Linked DNA regions of Homo sapiens: all the other regions are linked to region 1. Evidence: chromatin contacts called from ENCODE Hi-C or POLR2A ChIA-PET data. All regions are on one chromosome and are shown on one strand. The core of a region is the stretch at or near the end of the contact, and the rest is flanking DNA. Distances in the headings are between cores, read along the strand shown. Region 1 holds the start of DLL4 (delta like canonical Notch ligand 4). Region 2 holds the start of CCDC32 (coiled-coil domain containing 32). Region 3 holds the start of OIP5-AS1 (OIP5 antisense RNA 1).

The links. A loop is a pair of places that touch in the nucleus more often than their neighbours do. ChIA-PET counts read pairs that join two places held with the same protein, here RNA polymerase II (POLR2A). Pooled maps may share reads with other maps.
Region 2: a loop to region 1 is called in a pooled map, with 3 times the contacts of the local background. The contact joins the promoter of CCDC32 here to the promoter of DLL4 in region 1. A Hi-C loop is called at or near these places in 1 of 50 pooled maps. POLR2A ChIA-PET finds 5 or more read pairs at or near these places in 3 of 52 experiments (B cell, Caco-2 and K562).
Region 3: a pooled map shows a loop between it and region 1 (3-fold over the local background). The contact joins the promoter of OIP5-AS1 here to the promoter of DLL4 in region 1. A Hi-C loop is called at or near these places in 4 of 50 pooled maps. POLR2A ChIA-PET finds 5 or more read pairs at or near these places in 2 of 52 experiments (Caco-2 and HEK293).

The regions. Positions count from the first base shown.
Region 1 is chr15:40,926,786-40,931,707 of GRCh38, forward strand. It overlaps DLL4 (delta like canonical Notch ligand 4), which reads left to right and starts at 2,555. Exons shown (of 11, transcript NM_019074.4): 1 at 2,555-2,949; 2 at 3,062-3,331; 3 at 3,840-3,897; 4 at 4,718-4,922. The coding sequence starts at 2,884. RefSeq lists silencers at 1,697-1,766, 2,360-2,449.
Region 2 is chr15:40,562,016-40,566,937 of GRCh38, forward strand. CCDC32 (coiled-coil domain containing 32) reads right to left here and starts at 3,027. Exons shown (of 4, transcript NM_001080792.4): 1 at 2,961-3,027; 2 at 757-1,012. The coding sequence starts at 1,000. RefSeq lists enhancers at 3,426-3,475, 3,955-4,249.
Region 3 is chr15:41,279,025-41,283,946 of GRCh38, forward strand. It overlaps OIP5-AS1 (OIP5 antisense RNA 1), which reads left to right and starts at 3,673. Exons shown (of 5, transcript NR_152821.1): 1 at 3,673-3,694. It overlaps CHP1 (calcineurin like EF-hand protein 1), which reads left to right. Exons shown (of 7, transcript NM_007236.5): 7 at 312-2,863. The coding sequence ends at 365. RefSeq lists an enhancer at 3,861-4,602.

The sequences.
Region 1 (4,922 bases), core at 1,305-3,804:
CGTCAGGGGCGGGGGCAGCCGACTTCGATGGGGGTCCAGCCCCACGGTGATCGGTGGCCTCCCATCCCAGGACCACGCGTGTAGCGTTCTTCCGCCCGCAAGTCCGAAAGTCCCGAGTGGGAGAAGAAGGAAGGCGCAGCCCCAGTTTTGGGCTGACAGAAACACTTGCGGCCTTCGCACTGGGCTCCCCACCCGCAGCATGACCCTCTCCTGCTCAGCAAATGTGGGCAAAGCTCGACCGCAGCGTGTGGGAGCGCTCGTAGGTACCCAGGGCCAAGGGTGGCAGTGTCCTAGCCCGGGAATGAGCTTCTGGGACAGCGCCTCCGCAAATAGGTGTTTCATGAATGTCTTTTGATGCTGAGAATTTAACCCTTTCCTCTTCTGGTCAGAGCCTTTCTAGATCTCTGGGATCTCCTGGGTGCTGCCTCTCTGAAGATAATAATCCCAACTTTTGTTTGGTCCTTGATAATTTGCAAAGTACATTTGGGCACATTAGTCTGGGCGTGTATGAGGGTAGAGAGTGTTCCAGATTTTCCAGTATTGGGAGAGATGCCTTGTGTGGGACTAGATGTCTCCCTTGAGGGTCAGGTAAGCAGGACCAGCGCCAGAAAAGGAGGATGTTTTTATTAACTCCTGGGCCAGGATTTGGAGTTGAGAGAGGACAGGGCTAGGTAGGGCTGGATGCCAGCTTGGAGGGGAGCAAGGGGCACCCGCTGGCATCTTAGAGAGGCAAGTCCAGGGATCCATAGGGTATAGGCGGAGAGAAGATCTGGGAGCCCACTTGCCAGGATCGCCGGGAGGCACGCCCCGGACTCCCCCTCCCTCGGGCCTGGGACTCCGCCTGCCCATAACCTACATTAACTCCCGAGCGCAGCCTGGGCCCATCTGCCGCCCCGCCCCACCTCGGTTCCCCACGCCAACCCGCTCGCGCCAGATGGTGGCTGGGAGGGGTGGCCGTGCGTGGGGGACCCCGGAGCCCGTCTCCTCACCTCGCCCCTCCCCCAACCCACGCTCCCAACCTCTTGTTTCTCATCCTTCCCCCCCCCACCACACCCGTCCCCCAGTCCTCCACCACCACCACCCAACTCAAAAAAAAAAATCAGACCATGCTCGGCATTGGCAGCTGTTGGGCTTCTCGCCGCTCCCCCACCCTTACCGCCTCCCCCGGGTTCGCGCCGCGTCCCGGCTCCCCCCCCGCGCTGATCTTACCGCCCGACTACAGCCATCACCTCGCGGGCGGGCTGACAGCTGAAGCCACAGGGCCCCCGCTGCCCTCGGCGTCGCAAAGAGAGAGCTCCCCGGCACCCCTGAGACTGGGAGAAGCCGGCCCTCCCCGGTCTGCGGTCTCCGGGGATCACGCCGGGTTCCGAGAAAGCAGCTGCGCTGCTGCCGCTTGGAGGAGTGGGGCCACCCAGGGGACCCTCTCGGGCGAGACTTGGGAAGCCGCCTGAAACTCAAACAGCTCCGCAAGCCTCCAGTTCCACCCCACATCCCGCCTTATGAGGCGAGGACCCGGGCCGACCCGGCCTCAGTCCCTCACCTTGATTCTCCAGTGGCCTGAGCCAACTCTGGCGTCAGGAGAGTTCCTCCTTGCCCCAGCTGAGCGACAGGGCGCGGCCGGGGGCTTGGGGCTGCTGGGGTGGGGGGAGGCAGTGGGCGCAGGAACTGAAGCTGGACTCAGGTGAGGGGACGCGCTGGAGGCGGGGCCAGAACCTCATTACCATACAGCTGAGGACGCGCCCCCCTCCTACCTCCGGGACCACGCCCCGCCCTCCCCCACCTCAGGGACCGCGCGTCTGGGTCTCTGGCACGCGCCAAGCCCTGGCAGGGGGCAGAAGGGAGAAGGCACGCGCTGGGCACGCCCCCCCTTAGCTAGAGAGGGAGACGCCCAACAGGTGCACAGAGAGGGCCCCGAGCCTTAGACCCTTAGCCCCTAGCCTTGCTCAGAGTGGCCACAGAGAGGTTAACGCTTCTGCTGGCTTCCCTGCTGCGCTGGGGACGCGTGGTGGGTGGGCACTCATAGGTTGGGGGCCGTTGAGACAAGGGCTCCAGAAGCTCCAGGAAGGAAAAGGAGATCGGATTTCCCTAGCGCTGGTTTTTGCATTCCGGGCTTAAGTTCTTTTTACCTGCTTTGGAACACTAGGTAACTAGCGCCTGCTGCGGATGCACAGCCTACAGGGACTGCCTAGTGTCTCCGCCCCCAAGACCATCCCCGAACCACCCACTCACCTCCTGCCCCATTACCGGGCAACCCCTCTATCCTCCGGCGGCCAGGGTCTCAGCCCTTAACCCCGCCATCACGGAGGACTGGTCACCTCGGCACGCGCAGAGCTGGGGGACCTAGAGGTTGGGAGCGGCACGGAGGGGCGGGGACCTGCGCCCGACTGGCTGACGGGGAGGGGGGAGCGGCGGGGGCGGAGGCCCCCTCCGGGCGGCGCTGGGACTGTAGCAGCTAGAGGCCGGGAGGGGAGGGGAGAATGACCATGAGTCTGAGTGACAGGCGGCGAGGAGAGGAGCCAATATATATAAGGAAGGCCCCCAGCGCGCAGGTTTCAGTAGCGGCGCTGCGCGCAGGCCGGGAACACGAGGCCAAGAGCCGCAGCCCCAGCCGCCTTGGTGCAGCGTACACCGGCACTAGCCCGCTTGCAGCCCCAGGATTAGACAGAAGACGCGTCCTCGGCGCGGTCGCCGCCCAGCCGTAGTCACCTGGATTACCTACAGCGGCAGCTGCAGCGGAGCCAGCGAGAAGGCCAAAGGGGAGCAGCGTCCCGAGAGGAGCGCCTCTTTTCAGGGACCCCGCCGGCTGGCGGACGCGCGGGAAAGCGGCGTCGCGAACAGAGCCAGATTGAGGGCCCGCGGGTGGAGAGAGCGACGCCCGAGGGGATGGCGGCAGCGTCCCGGAGCGCCTCTGGCTGGGCGCTACTGCTGCTGGTGGCACTTTGGCAGCAGGTAACACGTCCCGCGCCCTCTCCGTCCCCTCTGCCGCGCTCTGGGCCTCAGCCCCGGGCACCAGCTGAGCTGACCGGTCCCCTCCCTCCTTCCCTCGGTCCCTGTGCAATAGCGCGCGGCCGGCTCCGGCGTCTTCCAGCTGCAGCTGCAGGAGTTCATCAACGAGCGCGGCGTACTGGCCAGTGGGCGGCCTTGCGAGCCCGGCTGCCGGACTTTCTTCCGCGTCTGCCTTAAGCACTTCCAGGCGGTCGTCTCGCCCGGACCCTGCACCTTCGGGACCGTCTCCACGCCGGTATTGGGCACCAACTCCTTCGCTGTCCGGGACGACAGTAGCGGCGGGGGGCGCAACCCTCTCCAACTGCCCTTCAATTTCACCTGGCCGGTGAGCACAGCCTGGGCGCACTGGGAGGTCGCAGAAGCCGAGAGAGGAGGCGCCCTGGGACCAAAGCCCCCTCCCCAGATTTCCTTGTACACACACCCCCACCCCCAAAAAGCCCAGGATGCATTCTTTCCTGGCTCTTCCCGACTCTCTCCTGAGACTGATCCCAGAAAAGGCTCTCACCAGTCTCCGTCTTCCCAGTTTATGTCCTCCCGTCCCCAGCTCTTGGGACACGATTTTCATTACCTACCACTCTGGGGCGGTACCCTACCACCCCCTCCTCCAGTGGCTCTCCCTTACACTCTCCCGTCTCTCAACCCTCCCTCTACCGGGGGTTCTCCTCTCGCCTTCCCTGCTCAAGCGCTACACTGTGCACAGCCCCGTTATGTTGACCCGGGCGCAGTAACTGAATCCTGCAATTAGATTAATTAAACAGGCTGCCGCAAGGCACCCCCACCTCTCCCCGCTTGCTCATCTCGCCATCTCTCCGTCCCCCCACCCCCTTTCCCAGGGTACCTTCTCGCTCATCATCGAAGCTTGGCACGCGCCAGGAGACGACCTGCGGCCAGGTGAGTAGCTCGCTCCGCCACCACAGGGGGGCGACACGGCGCAGCGCCGAAAGAGTTAATCTGTTCTAGGCGGGGGAAGTGCGGGCTTGGGGGTGGGAGGCAGGACGCTTAGCTTGGCCTGGAGCTGCGCCCCGCGCTGGACGCTCGGATTCCGCTCGCTGCCTGGACTCAGAGCACAATTGCGTTTCCTGCGGGTTATTTTTGGCGTGGGAACGCGGGGAGTACGGCGGTGAGAAAGGCTGAAGCTGCCAGCGCCGCTGACGGGCCCCTTCCTGTATTTTACACCTTTCGCGAATTCCGCTCCTTTGGAAAGGGAATAATGGCTTTGGGATGTTGTTCTGACACAGAGGAAAAGGATATTTCAGCAGCACAACAATTCTCACTTTGAAAAGGAAAAAAGAAAACCATTACCCACCTCTGGAGGCAGAACCCCTGAATGGGCACCAAAGGACCCCCTGCTCCCAGGGTCCTCTCTAGCCTGGGGAGCTTTTCTTTCTTTTTCTCTTTTTTCCATTTTGACCTCTTTTCCTCTTTCCCCTCCCTATCTGCCTCCAAGACCCTGGGATATCTTAACATCCTTCTATTGTCCCCTTTTTGAATACTATCAGGCCCCCTGCACATGCACACACGTAGGGCAGCTACGTAGCGGGGCTTTGGGTCCCTCTGGCCTGTTCTTGCTGGCAGGCGGGGGTCATCTGGATAACTGGGCTGATTGGTTGGCTGATCACCATCATCACAGCCAAGAAGGACATTGGCCAGCCGTCACTGGCACCCTTGGGGACTGGCGACCCTTCCCTGACCCGACCCTCTGCCCCCTCAGAGGCCTTGCCACCAGATGCACTCATCAGCAAGATCGCCATCCAGGGCTCCCTAGCTGTGGGTCAGAACTGGTTATTGGATGAGCAAACCAGCACCCTCACAAGGCTGCGCTACTCTTACCGGGTCATCTGCAGTGACAACTACTATGGAGACAACTGCTCCCGCCTGTGCAAGAAGCGCAATGACCACTTCGGCCACTATGTGTG
Region 2 (4,922 bases), core at 1,777-4,276, 360 kb before region 1:
AGGCAGAATGAATCTTATGTCAATATGCTCCCATTCTCAACAATCAATCTATTTATGTAAGTTTTTCAAACTCCAGCATCAGAAATCCACATGTAGCCCTGGGGCCATCACATTTTCTTGCAGGATGGCATAAGGTTTAACACTTTTGAGTTATTTGAATATACGGGCAACCAACAGTAGGCAAGAGGGTTCTACAGAATGCCAAGAAATCAAACACAGAATTTAGATGAACTGGGCAGAGGCAGGAAGTGACAAAAACTGTTTTAAGAGCTGTTCGGGTAGTCACGGCGGCTCATGCCTGTAATCCCAGCACTTTGGGATGCCGAGGCAGGTGGATCACCTGAGGTCAGGCATTCGAGACCAGCCTAGCCAACATGGTGAAATGAAACCCCATCTCTACTAAAAATACAAAAAATTAGCCGGGCATTGTGCCAGGCGCCTGTAATCCCAGCTACTCGGTAGGCTGAGGCAGGAAAATCGCTTGAACCCGGGAGGTGGAGGTTGCCATGAGCTAAGATCACGCCACTGCACTCCAGCCTGGGCAACAAGAGTGAAAGTCTCAAAAAATTAAAAATAAAAATAAAAAAAGATCTGTTCAAGGAAAAGGGGGCTGCTTCCCAACAGCCGGCTTGAAACATCCCTTGGAATTATATCTGACAGATACGTGTGACAGGAATAACAACAACACAAAAGAATAGGAAACCAAGTTTGATGTAACAGAACTTCAATATGCTTCCCTAGAGCCGTCAAACTTACCTAGAGATGCTAAATACACTTCTGAATCCTGCAAGGGAGCCCAAGGCTTTACAGCTGGCTGGACAGCAAAGTCAGCCACCTCCCTCTGGCCTTCACCTTCAGGGCAAGAATCCACAAAGGAGTCTGAGAATGCATTGTTGGCACCATCTTCTTGTTCAGGATTTGGCAGACAGGAACAAATTTCAGCCCAGAGATCCTGGCCAGATCTTGTGGCTGTAGAGTCAGCGCTCTCAAACATTTTCATTTGGAATCTGAGCTATAAAACAGAAGCTCAAGTGAGTAAGAACTGGCTTTAAGAATACAGCATAAGGTTGAGCACAGTGGCTCACGACTGTAATCCCAACACTTTGGGAAGCCGAGGCAGTCAGATCATTTGAGGCCAGCAGTTCGAGACCAGCCTGGGAAACATGGCAAAATCCCATCTCTACTAAAAATACAAAAATTAGACAGGTGTGGTGGCACATGCCTGTAGTCCCAGCTACTCCGGAGGCTGAGGTAGGAGGATCACCTTAGCCCAGGAGATAGAGGCTGCAGTGAGTGGTGATCACGCCATTGCACTCCAGCCTGGGTGACATTGCGAGGCCCTGTCTCACAAATAAATAAATAAAATAAAAATAAAAATGGAATTCCTACAAGCCATACACAAAAGGCAGATACTGTGATTCCACTTATATAAGGTACCTGAGTAGTCAAATTCATAGATACAGAAAATAGGATGGTGGGAGCTGGGGGCTGGGAGGTAGAAAGAATGGGGAATTACTGTTTAATGGGTACACAGTTTCAGTTTGGGAAAATGAAAAAGTTCTGGAGGTGGATGGTAGTTATGGTTGCACAACAATGTGAACACCACTGAATCATACACACAAAAATAGTTAAAATGGTCAATTTTATGCTACATATATTTTAACACACACACACACACACACACACACACACAAATCTGTAGGGCATTTCCAGGTTGGACAACCAGCCTGCACTTTTCTCCAAAGATCTCCAAAATGCAACAGTTCTATCTCCAGTCAATTAAATTCTGTTTTTTTTTCTTTCTTTCTTTCTTTTTTTTTTTTGAGACAGAGTCTCGCTCTGTCGCCCAGGCTGGAGTGCAGTGGCGCTAACTTGGCTCACTGCAACCTCCGCCTCCCGGGTTCACGCCATTCTCCTGCCTCAGCCTCCCAAATAGCTGGGACTACAGGCACTCGCCACCACGCCCGGCTAATTTTTTGCATTTTTTAGTAAAGACGGGGTTTCACCGTTTAGCCAGGGTGGTCTCGATCTCCTGATCTTGTGATCCGCCCGCCTCGGCCTCCCAAAGTGCTGGGATTACAGGCGTGAGCCACCGCGCCCGGCCCCTAAATTCTGTTTTCAACAGAACACAGACTAAAGGTCTTTCCACAGTTCCATATACATGAAGATCCTGCTTGGTAAAAAGTGTCTGTCAGAGAGTACTGTTACAATGCAAGGGCTGTGTGCTCAGCGCATGCAGTTCAGCCGTATGTCTCATGCTCTTATTTTAATACAATCACTGAAAGGTAGGTATTTTCACCATTTTACAGATGAAAAAACAAGTTCAGAAGGGTAACTTGCTCTAGGGCACATTACTGATATGTGGGGAATCCTTGACAGGAAAACCAGATCTGTGCTGCTCCAGAATCCATGTTTTTATCAAATACCATCCTGCTTGTTTGGAAAATATAACGAAAGCAGCCCAAGCACGGGCAGGTAGGAAAAGCTACGCAAAGAGCCTGGAGGCTTTTATAACTATCTAGGCATATGAGACAGGCTGACACCTTCTTTCAAGAGGAGACTTAGAAATCAGGAAGGCTGCCTGAGGCAAGGTCTGAATAATGCCAGGAGACAGAGCCCAGCCAGCGTAAAGGCCGGAAGTAAAAGGGACAGCTATGACACGGCGGTCCTGGGTGAACTGATGTCTAGCGCTACAGTGAACCCCCAACCCGAATTCGTCTAAAGCCACCCAAAACCAAAACTTTGCTCACACCAGAGCCCCGCATGGCCCCTTACCCCAGGGCAGGGCGTCCAGAACCACGCAGGAAATTCCGGCGTCCAGATCCCAGGCCTCAGTCGCTCAGGTCTCTAGGGCTGTCTGGACGGGATGAATCAGGTCCCAAGGCCTCTATGTGGTATTCCGGGGCCGGGCCAGAGTGGGAGATCCAAAACGCTGGGCACCCCAGCCCCTCCTCACTTACCGTAACAGCTGCCCAGTAAACGCTTGGCTCAGCTCTGTCGCCTGTAGCCCGGAGGAAATCGGGAGGGGCGGAGTCCCCTAGTGACGGAGCCCAGGAGTCCTCCAACTACCTTCCCACCCGACGATGTTCTGTGCGTCGATTGGTCGAGAGGAGCTCAGCGTGGTGAAGAAGTGAGGAGCAGCAAGAGGCGAGCGGTGGACGGGGCTCTGGTTGCCGGGAAACGGTGGAGTCACGTGCCCTGAGCATTGCCCCTCCCCTCCCGAGGGCCAGGTTGATTCCTTGCAGATCCAGGGTTCCAGTCCCTGCTTGGATAGGGAAGTCGTTTCCAAGACTTTTGACTTTTCCTAGTCGCCGGAGCCAGTTCACCTCCTCCACAACTTTCTCTGTCGGTGTTTGTCTTCTAAAAATTTCACCCCTTCGTTACCCAAATTAGAGCACTTCGGCGGCTTCTTTCCTTACTCTCCCAGGAGACTCGTGTCTCATTCATCAAATTATGAAGCTTTCCTTCATTCATTTAGTCAATAGATACCAAGCACCTGCTGTGTTCTAAGCATTGTGTTAAGCGTGAAGTTAAGACACATATGACTTGATATAAGTCCTGGAGATCCTTACAGCTTAGTAGTGTAGGAAGGGGGTCCGCCATGGAGGCATAAAAGTTTACAAATAACAGTAAACAGTGATAGACAGCCGGGCGCGGTGACTCACGCCTGTAATCCCAGTACTCTAGGAGGCCGAGGCAGGTGGATCACCTGAGGTCAGGAGTTCGAGACCAGCCTGGGTGAAACATGGTGAAACTCTGTCTCTACTAAAAGTACAAAAATTAGCTGAGCATGGTGGCACATGCCTGGAATCCTAGCTATTCGGGAGGCTCAGGCAGGAGAATCGCTTGAACCGGGAAGGCAGAGGTTGCAGTGAGACAAGATCGCACCACTGCATTCCAACCTGGGCAACAGAGCAAGACTGTCTCAAAAAAAAAAAAGGAGGGGGGCGTTGAGGATTATAGAGTATATGATGGAAGTGTGGCCAGAGTACATAAAGGAGAGAGTGGTCATAAGAAGTGTGTGTCAGAATGCTTTGTTGTTGTAGTTGTTAAAGGAGATGACCTTTGATATCCTTCAGGGGATAGATACCAGCTTGTTCATTGAGATCGACCCCTCCCCATCCCCAGCTTCCAGGATCAACACCAGTTACTCTCTCCCAAGAAACACGTGATGAAAGACATCAGCCAACCATCAGTAGCCAAGTAACTTGGCTGAGGAAATAGTTCTCACTCCAGCCTGGGTGACAGAGCAAGACTCCGTCTCAAAAAAAAAAAGAAAGAAAGAAAAAGAAAACAACAACAACAAAAACAACATAGTTTTAGGATTACAGATGTGAGCCACTGCGCCCAGCTAAAATACAATTTAAAATTCAGTTCCTGGCCGGGCTTGGTGGCTCATGCCTGTAATCCCAGAATTTTGGGAGGCTGAGGGGGTGTGGATCACCTGAGATCAGCAGTTCGAGACCAGCCTGGCCAACATGGTGAAACCCTGTTTCTACTAAAAATACAAAAATTAACTGGGCGTGGAGGCGCATGCCTGTAATCCCAGCTACTCAGGAGGCTGAGGTAGGAGAACTACTTGAACCCAGGAGGCGGAGGTTGCGCCACCACATCCGGCCTGTAATCCTAACACTTTGGGAGGCCAAGGTGGATGGATTGTTTGAGCCCAGTTTGAGACCACCCTAGGCAATGTGGCAAAACCTCGTCTCTACTAAAAATACAAAAAATTAGCCAGTCATGGTGGCACATGTCTGTCGTCTCAGCTACTAGGGAGCCTGAGGTGGGAGGATCACTTCAGTTTGGGAAGTCAAGGCTGCAGTGAGCCAAAATCGTGCCACTGCACTCCAGCCTGGGTGATGGGAGTGAGATCTTGTTTCAAAACTTGTTAAAATTTTAATTAATTTAAATTTAATTAGCCACAT
Region 3 (4,922 bases), core at 2,423-4,922, 350 kb after region 1:
ACATGGTGAAACCTCATCTGTACTAAAAATACAAAAATTAGCCAGGCGTGGTGGCGCGTGCCTGTAATCCCAGCTACTTGGGAGGCTGAGGCAGGAGAATCGCTTGAACCCAGGAGGCCAAGGTTGCAGTGAGCCGAGACCACACCACTGCACTCCAGCCTGGCAACAGAGTGAGACTCTGCCTCCAAAAAAAAAAAAAAAAGTTACGTTTTACTGCACAGGAGGAAGGGGGGAAAACATTACTCAGATAAGAGCTTGGGAGTGTTGTAATCTTCATAACCTTTGTAACTGTTACTGGTTTTCTCCCCCAGGTTTTGGAGAAGGTGGATGTAGAACAGAAAATGAGCATCCGATTTCTTCACTAAAGGAGACCAAACTGTTCCTTGCGGTCTAGTATTTAAGAACTGGAACTTGAAAGTCCTCCTTCTACCAACTCCACCTCCACCCCCTCATTCCCCTTCTCCCAAAGTACTACTGCTGTTGCATGACAACCCCAAATATGTTCTGTCAACACAAACCTGCCTTTGGTGTATAAACAGGGCATTACAGAATGGTACACCCTATATATTTCTGTTCAGTATCCATTCACTAGTTCTTCATTTATAAATATCATCTTCCCCATTCTGCTGCTGAATGCCACACATCCATCCAGTCTGAGAAAGTGAGAGAGGCAATCATGCCAAGAACAAGCCAGCAAAGCTCTTTCACCAGATGTAGACTGTAGCCCTGCTGCCTTCCCTCCAGCGAGTCTGCCAGCATGCTTCTTCATCCTTTTTATATGTTCTTTGCTTCCTACTTCCCTGTCTTCCAACATACTGTTCACTTACTCTGGCAGTCTTTCTGCTTTTCATTAAGCCTCAAAATCTCCTCTGTTCTACTTGGCACCACAAGCTATGTCCTATATATGTATTTCTGACTTGGCAGGATAGTTCAGGGGTCTGGCAGTTTTTATTTACCTTCATTATTAAATGGGCCTCTGGGATGTTGCCTCTTCAGGAGCTTTTTGGTAATCAATACTTCTCTCAGAAGTATGAGACCATCCTCTGCACTCTGCTCTGTCATCAAAGGCTGCTGGGTGGAGATACCCTTTTTGAAAGGTGGCCTTGGTGAGAGGTATGGAGCCAAGTCTTCTAGGTTGCTTGCCCACATCACTCTATCTCTGGCCTCTGATTCTCAACTTTGTACCTGTGTGGCTCCTCTTGTTAGTGCAATGTTGACTGTTGAAAAAGCAGCAGTATGCTTACAGGTTTGCTTAGTTTGGGGACACCGTTACCACCAGAATGGCTGCTCTGACAATATGCCTAGGGACTTTCTCATGGCTTTTATTTAATAAGGAGGCTGGGCACCCTATAAAGCCTCATGCATTCACACCTTTGCAGCATGGTTTATGCCTCAGTGTTATGTGCACTGGAATGTTTTCCACTTCACATTTCCAAGTAGAAATATTAGTGTTACGGAAGTGCCTAATATCCCAGTCCAAATTTTTTTTTTTTTTTTTTTTTTTTTTTGAGACAGAGTCTTGCTCTGTCACCCAGGCTGGAGTGCAGTGGTGCGATCGCTCACTGCAACCTCAGCCTCCTGGATTTAAGTGATTCTCCTGCCTCAGCCTCCCAAGTAGCTGGGATTACAGGTGTGCACCACCATGCCCGGCTAATTTTTTGTATTTTTAGTGGAGACAGGGTTTCACCATGTTGGCCAGGCTGGTCTCGAACTCCTGACCTCGTGATCCGCCTGCCTCAGCCTCCCAAAGTGCTGGGATTACAGGTGTGAGCCACCACGCCTGGCCCCAGTCCAAAATATTTAAAGATTGTTTCCTTAGTGTCTTGAAGTTTTGCACAAAATTCTTTTTTTTGAGATGGAGTCTCACTCTGTCACCCAGGCTGGAGTGCAGTGGCGTGATCTTGGCTCACTGCAACCTCTGCCTCCTGGGTTCAAGCAATTCTCCCACCTCAGCCTCCCAAGTAGCTGGGATTACAGACGTGTGCCACCATACCTGGGTAATTTTTGCATTTTTAGTGGAGAGGGAGTTTCACCATGTTGGCCAGGTTGGTCTTGAACTCCTGACCTCAGGTGATCCTCCTGCCTCGGCCTCCCAAAGTGCTGGGATTACAGGCATGAGCCACCGTGCTCAGCCGCAAAATTCTTTATGAATTTTACACTTGGCAAATGTTAATGACGGAAGCCATAGTCTGCTCCTAATACATGTCCAAAGCATTGACTGTTGTGTCATTAGCTGCCTGGTTACATTAGCTCCCTGGCTTCTTGTTTAGACCACTGCTAATCCCTTAAAAACAAGAGGTCTGGCACTAGTAGCACAACCTAAGGTGGCATTACAGATCTTTGAGCGAGCCACAGCAACTTTTCTGCCAAGTCAGCTTAGTTTAGACTTCAGTGAATCAGGCTATTGCTATCCTAATGTATGTCTCTATGAGTGTATTTAGCCACACATCTGCCCTTGGTTGACTTTCTGACTCATTGCTTGCTTGCTTGTTTCCTTGCTTTGGAAAACTATTGAAGATTGCTAAAAAATACCACTGCAAAGTGATGGAAAAGGGTGGAGAACAGGGGAGTAGCCAGGCTGGATGGCTCAAATATAAATGAATGAGGAATTCTTTATGAAGTATCAGTCAGATTTTATGATTAAGTGATGTAATATAGGAATTATGTAAAAGGGAAGAATGTCTGATACTGATCTATTAGAGAGGTACTTTAGAGGCTTCTTGATTGGCATAAAGTTCCTAAGGTTATAGATTTTCCCCCCTTTTGGCTGTATAGCAAAGTGTTTTAATCCACGGTTGTGCCTTATTGTTCCATTAAAATTGTATCTTCGATCCATCAATAAATACTTGTGGTTGAAACAAAATAACTTTTGTCCATTTTACAAGAATTTTATGTAACTTAGTCCCTTCAAGTTTGAAATCACAGTGTCTCCCTTACTCAAGTTTATGTCTGTACGGTCAGCTGCAGTCTACTCTGCTGCTGCCTGGATATATGAAGTGGAAACATTCATCGAGGGGCCAGCACTTTTGGCTTCGACATGGTTTTGTCAGCCGTGGCCACTTCCCATTCATTCCAGCTAAGACGCAATTTCTATTCTTGACTCCCTGACTCCTTAAATGTAGAAAAAGCCTAAAAATCCAGTATATGTCCATTCCTTAAATTGCCCACCTCCTCATTCATGTGCAGCCTCAGCGGTGACATACTCTGGTTTTACATGGCTTTTTCTTTGCATTTCTTTTTTGAGATGGAGTCTCACTCTTGCCCAGGCTGGAGTGTAATGGCACAGTCTTGGCTCACTGCAACCTCCGCCTCCCAGGTTCAAGCAATTCTCCTGCCTCAGCCTCCTGAGTAGCTGGGATTACAGGCACGTGCCACCACACCTGGCTAATTTTTGTATTTTTGGTAGAGATTGGGGTTTCACCATGTTGGCCAGGCTGGTCTTGAACTCCTGACCTCAGCTGATCCACCCGCCTCAGCCTCCCAAAGTGCTGGGATTACAGCCACCGTGCCAGGCCAGGAATCTGCATTTCTAAGAATCCACCCAGATGACAGCCCTCTTGGTGTTTGGCAAGCACAGTGGACCTACACTGCCTACGCTGGGCCTCGCTTGTCATAACCCCGAAGAGGAGCCACCCCACGTATACCCTCCCTGCTGTCACGTGTCCGTGTGAAGAGACCACCAAACAGGCTTTGTGTGAACAACAAGCCTGTTTATTTCACCTGGGTGCAGGTGGGATGAGTCGGAAAAGAGAGTTCAGCAAAGGGTGGTGGATTATCATTAGTTCTTACAGGTTTTGGGATAGGCGGTGGAGTTAGGAGCAATGTTTTGTGGGCAGGGGGTGGATCTCACAAAGTACATTCTCAAGGGTGGGGAGAATTACAAAGAACCTTCTTAAGGGTGGGGAGATTACAAAGTACATTGATCAGTTAGGGTGGGGCAGAAACAAATCACAATGGTGAATGTCATCAGTTAAGGCTATTTTCACTTCTTTGTGGATCTTCAGTTGCTTCAGGCCATCTGGATGTATACGTGCAGGTCACAGGGGATATGATGGCTTAGCTTGGGCTCAGAGGCCTGACACCTGCCCCTCTGGGAAATGATGCAGAAGAAAGGATGCCCTACAGTTGGGTGTAGCAAACAACAAAACTGCCAGTTACAGCAGGTTTCCTCTATGCAGGAGGGCCTTCAGAAAAGTGACGAATCCTTCTCTCCTGTATTGACCAAAGCTGTAAACAGCCGGACAACGTTTGGGCCCTTTAAGAGTCAAAGACAGAGACAAACTGGAAGCATTAAATTTTTTCCCTAGGTGTTGTGCTACCCCTGGATTAAAAGCCTGGGCGCGGTGGCTCATGCCTGTAATCCCAGCACTTCGGGAGACCGAGGCGGGTGGATCACCTGAGGTCAGGAGTTCGACACCAGTCTGGCCAACGTAGTGAAATCTCGTCTCTACTAAAAATACAAAAATTAGCTGGGTGTGGTGGCATGCGCCTGTAGTCCCAGCTACTTGAGGGGCTGAGGCAGGAGAATCGTTTAAACCCGGGAGGCGGAGGTTGCAGTGAGTCAAGATCGCGCCACTGCACTCCAGCTTGGGCGACAGTGAGAGACTCTGTCTCAAAAAACAAAACAAAACAAAAACCCTCGGGCCTGAGAATGAAATTATTAGTACTACAGTTTAACCTAACAGTGGCTTAAAATAGTCACGCGGCCTAGCCACACTATCTTACCACGTGGTACAGCTTCTACGGCGGAAATTTTACATTCTTAATAATTGAATTACAAAAGCATTTCTCCCTGTTACCTCAATTCTGGGACCCAATCCGGATCGAAAGAGTGGGGCGAGTGCTATTGATTGACGTGCATTCCAACCAACCTACGACGCAAGGAGAGCGCGCGCGAGCAAGACGATGCCCAATAAACACTC